Regions from separate parts of the Homo sapiens genome. Here region 1 is linked to region 2. Evidence: chromatin contacts called from ENCODE Hi-C or POLR2A ChIA-PET data. All regions are on one chromosome and are shown on one strand. The core of a region is the stretch at or near the end of the contact, and the rest is flanking DNA. Distances in the headings are between cores, read along the strand shown. Region 1 overlaps MYO5A (myosin VA). Region 2 overlaps MYO5A (myosin VA).

Region 1 (2,700 bases), core at 134-2,633, 37 kb before region 2:
GTGGTCTGGATTGCTCGATTCCCTAGTGGGAAAGTGGACCACAGAGAGATATGTACCCTTTTCCATATTGGGGATTCACTCCTGGTTTTTGGCCGGTCCTGGCCATACGGGCTACCTACCTTCCTTCTTCTCAGATTTTGGAGTTTCTTTTTGCTTTTCTGTTGGACTCATTGCTTTTCATGTCAAACATATTATCATGGATAATATGTTCAAAGTATGATTGTCTACACACTATTTTGGTTCTTCTGAGTTTATGAAGTGTGCTAGAAAAGCCTCTAGTCAGCCATCTTGGGCGAAAAAAATCTCAAGATGTATCTTTTTCTTAATGATTTGTAAGAGTTCTTTTTAAAAGTCTTTTTAAATTTATTCTATTTATTTTCTAGAGACAGGGTCTTGCTCTGTTGCTCAGGCTGGAGTGCAGTGGCATGATCATAGCGCACTATACTTTCGAATTCCTGAATTCAAGCAATCCTCCTGCCCTAGCCTCCCAAGTAGCTGGGACTACAGGCAAAAGTTCTTTATACATTAAGGGACTTTGCTTTTTTACAAATATATTTTTGGTCACCCTGTATTTTGGGTTTGTTTATGATGTATTTTGGCACCCAGAAGTTTTTTATTTTTCTGAAAAATATTTTATACCAACCATTCTTTCAAAATTATAAAACCTAGATCAACTTTCATAGCTGCTTTTCTCGGCTAAAATTAAGCTAAAAGGACACTTAATAAAAGGGGCAAGGATAGGGGATCATGGGAGGAGTTAATAAGAAAGCATCATGCAGCCCAAAGTTTAACACTTCCACTTAAAGATGCAGGCCAACAGGGCTTTTTTGCTTAAGGTGTCTCAGCCAGCAGCAAGATGGCCTACTCATTTGCCCTCTCAAAGCCAGCTCATTATAGAATTCCGTAATAATCTTGCCCTGACCTTACTACCAAGGCTGCTGTTTCCAGGTCAAGAATCTCCCTTCTAGTGCTCATCATTAATGAGGTAATACCAGTGAAATGTCCCTCCTTGCCCCTGCCCTTAGGTAAAGCTGACTCCCAGTGTGGCCAATACAGTCTCTATTTGCCTAATATGGATGACATTTTGGAAGCAATTATGTGTATATTAGATAAATCCTGTCTACAGGCTAAATGTGAGTGACAGTCATATATACATAACTAGGAAAACGACTAATCATAAGCAGGAGTTGTACAAGATGTGCTTTTGTTTATGATTAAAAGACTGCTGATTAGAACTAGGGTGTTGGAAACATCTGGTCATTCATTACTCTGCTTAAAAGCCTGTGATGAATCCCTGTCTCATGCAGTATATAGGCCAAACTGCCTACCATGGCACATGAGGTCTTTCACATCCTGCTCCTAACCTATTTTTTCAGTCAGCTAAACACTATGCTAAGCACTTTCATTTCACACATATTTATTGAGTACCTGCTAGTTACCAAACATTGTTCTAGGTTTCGGTGTTCGTTGTCCCTGCCCTCACAGGCTTTCTGGCTAGTTAGGGACACAAAGAATCCCACATAACCAAAACAATCTATAGAGTAGTCAGGGTGGACTTTTTCTGAGAAAAACGCATATATAAACTGAGACCAGAAGAGTGAGAAGGAACTAGTCCTAAGAAGAGATGGGAAATGAGGGGAAGGTGTTCTAGGCAGTGGGTACAGCAATGGCATTGAACTTGTAGTTTGGGTGTTCTAGGAACAACAGAAGGCTGGCACAGCCAGAGCTCAGGGGAAGGGAGAAGACCCCAGTGAGTTGCTGTTAAACCTGTGGGTAGGGGCCAGATCACATAGTACATCGTAGAGTATAGTAAAGGAATTCAGATGCAGCACAATGAGGTACCTGAATCGGGGTTTGGCCTGGGGTTGGGCTGGCGACAAAACTGTGTAGTGGTTTTAAGCCTTATCTAATTTATCTGCATCACAACTCTCTGAGGCAGGTATTACTAATAACCAGTTTTATGGATGAGAATCCTGAGGAAGAAAGTTGGGTAATTGTTCAAGGTCACACAGTTGGAAAGTATTGGAGCTTCTGGATCTGTCTAACTCCAGAGCCCATGTTCTCAAATGTAATTGTATATACAGTCTAATTGGTTTATTTTGTAAGTAAGGGAATTGAGATTCAGAAAAATTAAAAATAAACTAGAATGATTAAGAGGATGTGAGGCACTGTTTAAAAAATTTATGCTCTTCTTCCATCTGGAAAGATGAAGAATGAACTTTTGATCTGGTGGAAGCTTCTAACACTATGAGGCACCTGAAGAGGGCAATGCTGACTTATTCACTACAAAAATAGCTTAGGCATCTTTTGAAGCTTCAGATAAGTAATTCACAGGTCAAATAAAAGGAAGTGCTTTTGATACAGTTGGTAGCTGATTATTTCAGATACAGATTAACAATGTTTCCAGTAGCTTTTAGGAAATCTGTAGAACAAGTTAGCAAAACAGAAAACCTCTTCTGTATAAAGCATACTAAAATACTGATGAAAATGTCTGTAAGAGAAGTTTAAATAACTAAGAAAATGAGGAAAAAATGAGTACAGGGAAAATGAAATTTTATAATAATAAAAAAAGAAAGCAATTTTAGTTGTAAGTTTTATAATATTTAAACATTTTAGTTTTATATGTCTTAAGAAATACTTAACTCATGGATGACGTTTTTTAATATAACTGAAAAGCCACTATAGAGGGGTAAAGGAAAT
Region 2 (2,700 bases), core at 78-2,577:
TGAATGAATAAGCATATGCACAGAAAAAAACAAAAAGCAAACAAAACAAAAATCTCATGAAAACTATGAATTGTCTTGCCTCAAAAAAAGTACACATATGTGCACATACACACAGAGTTGTTGCACGTAATTTCAGGGGATTCTTGGGTATCTAGTGGTTTAAGGATTCCTAAGTACTTACCACATGCCGGACTTGCCTCATTTACTTTTTTACCACAACCCTGTTAGCCCATTTTACAAATGAAGGATTTGGGTGAAATACTGTAACTCAAGACCACATAAAAAGTAAGTATTAGTATCAGGATTTGAATCCTGGGCAATCTGATCCTAGAGCCAAGCTCTCGACCACTCTTTTATATTGTCCGCCACTTTTTTATAGGTAAAAGGGGTTGGAGGAGAGAAACATATTTAAAAGTTTAAAACTTCTGATTCAGTACGTGGGTGAAAAAGGTCTAGGCTATGGCTTTCAAAGTATATTAGCAAAAATTGTTAATACAGGTTGGTATGTCTAATGAAAACGCACTTCATATTGTTTCCATCTCCACCAGTTTCTGTGATATTGGAAGGTGCTAGGAAAATAATGCATTTAATAGCTGAGAAGCAAATCAGGAATAGGAAGTAAGCAAAATGCATGGGCCTCTTTCACAGTCCTTGCCATAATTCATCCAGATGCTGTGCCTTGTGCATTTTCAGGATTTGGAATACCATCTAGATCCAAAGACCAAGGAGCTGCCTCACTTACGAAATCCTGACATACTTGTTGGTGAAAATGACCTCACAGCCCTCAGCTATCTTCATGAGCCTGCTGTGCTCCATAATCTCAGAGTCCGCTTTATTGATTCCAAACTTATTTATACGTATTGTGGTAAGTATGCTTTGCTTTCCGAATAGACTGTGGACTCTTTCCTCTAATGGACATAGCCATAGAAATATTGTACATGGGGAAAGCAGGCTGTGGTTGGATTTTCTCTAAGAGACAAAATCACTTGAGCGTTATCAGAAAGATTTACCAAGTTGCATTTATGCTGAATAAACTCATTTGTGACCTTACATAATTTTGCTAAAAATAAAAAGACTGGGCCCATCTTTTGGAATTTTTTTCCCCTTACAGAAGTCATATGTCAGATTTAGTGCCAAATTCACCAGTTGTTTTCTTCTCTTCCAAAAACTACTACACGAAGAGTAGATGTCCAAGGACTTATCTTTGGAGCAGGTTCAAGAGATTTAGTGTTATCTTGTGGTCAATTACTCAGCCATGCAGAACTAACTTGACTCGTGGTGATTCGTCTTGCTCACTCCTGCTTGCCTGGGCCCCTGCTCATTGCAGTGTTAGCTGCCAGCCACCCAGCTCATGGTGCTTTTTATCTCTCCAAGAAATAAAGCCTCTGCATGTGTGTGTGTTTGTGTTCCTTTCCCCCTTCTCCAGCTTTCCTTCTTTTTTCTCTCTTTCCCAGTTTGTTCTTATCTTTTATTTTCTCCCTTTTCTCTGGCTATTTTTTCTCCGCTGACGTCTTACCATTCTTTCACTAATCACTCTGTCCTCGGAAGCTCAAATCTGGATTTCCATTCATTCGTGTGGTATATCCAACTCAGTGCTCATGATTTCTTCATTACTCTCCTGTTTTAGACAGGAACAGCCACCTTTTCTTCTTAAAATAATTAACATCCTTTATATCATTGATACTAACTTTTCCTTTCTGGTAACTATTTCTGTTTCTCAATTGTTATTTTTCTTCCATTTTTTTTCCTTGCACATGTGTTACCTTCTCAGTGAAGTCTTGTCTAGCCACCCTATCAAGTCAGAAACCCCTCCTTACTGTGTTTCTTCCCTGCATTATTTTTTGCCTTCTTTTCCTTATTACAATTTAATCTGAGATTATGTATATATATATTTTCTTACTTATCTTGTTAATTGTCTGAATTTCCCACTAGAGTTTAAGTTCCATGAGGGTAAAGATTAGTCTTTTTTGTTTGTTTGTTTGTTTACTGTTGTAAGTTCAGCATTTAGAAATGACTTTACACATAGTTGGAGCTGAATAAACATTTATTGAATGGACGACTTCATTAAGTTAATATACACCTACAGAAAAATTCTTAGGAAATACAGAAAAGTATAAAAAAAGGAAAAACAATTATATGTAACTCACCACTGAAAAATAGCCAGTATTAATATTGATTTACATCCTTTCTCTTTGTATGCATAAGTTGATAGAAAATTGGAATCAGTCTATATATAGTTTTGTATTATGTTTTCCTATGACATTTAATATCCTTCAAAAACATGATTTGGACCTTCTCAGTGAAGTCTTGTCTGGCCACCCTATCAAGTCAGAAACCCCTCCTTACTGTCTTTCTTCCCTGCATTATTTTTTGCCTTCTTTTCCTTATTACAATTTAATCTGAGATTTATTGAATGGACGACTTCATTAAGTTAATATACACCTACAGAAAAATTCTTAGGAAATACAGAAAAGTATAAAAAAGGAAAAACAATTATATGTAACTCACCTGTGCTGTGGCTTACCCTGTAATCCCAGCACCTTGGGAGGCTGAGGTGGGCAGATCACTTGAGCCCAGGAGTTCAAGCCTGGGCAACATGGCAAAATCCTGTCTCTACAAAAAAAATACAAAAATTAGCCAGGCATGGTGTTGCGTGTCCATAGTCCCAGCTACCTGGGAGGCTGAAGTGGGAGGATTTCG

Evidence for each region. A loop is a pair of places that touch in the nucleus more often than their neighbours do. ChIA-PET counts read pairs that join two places held with the same protein, here RNA polymerase II (POLR2A). Pooled maps may share reads with other maps.
Region 1: a loop to region 2 is called in a map of IMR-90, with 2.1 times the contacts of the local background. The contact joins two enhancer-like sites. A Hi-C loop is called at or near these places in 5 of 168 maps with a recorded cell type or tissue (B cell, CD4-positive, alpha-beta memory T cell, IMR-90 and 2 more), 3 of 37 single-sample maps with no recorded cell type and 5 of 50 pooled maps. POLR2A ChIA-PET finds 5 or more read pairs at or near these places in 8 of 52 experiments (GM10248, IMR-90, OCI-LY7 and 5 more).

The regions. Positions count from the first base shown.
Region 1 is chr15:52,463,339-52,466,038 of GRCh38, reverse strand. All of the region lies in intron 1 of MYO5A (myosin VA), which reads left to right. Among named protein-coding and RNA genes, the nearest start is that of MYO5A, 64 kb to the left of the region's middle. RefSeq lists an enhancer at 1-276. Within about 2 kb of position 1,383, at least 6 of the 41 ENCODE cell types and tissues checked have a DNase peak (open chromatin) inside an H3K27ac peak, as active enhancers do.
Region 2 is chr15:52,426,563-52,429,262 of GRCh38, reverse strand. It overlaps MYO5A (myosin VA), which reads left to right. Exons shown (of 42, transcript NM_001382347.1): 3 at 694-865. Among named protein-coding and RNA genes, the nearest start is that of MYO5A, 100 kb to the left of the region's middle. Within about 2 kb of position 1,327, at least 4 of the 41 ENCODE cell types and tissues checked have a DNase peak (open chromatin) inside an H3K27ac peak, as active enhancers do.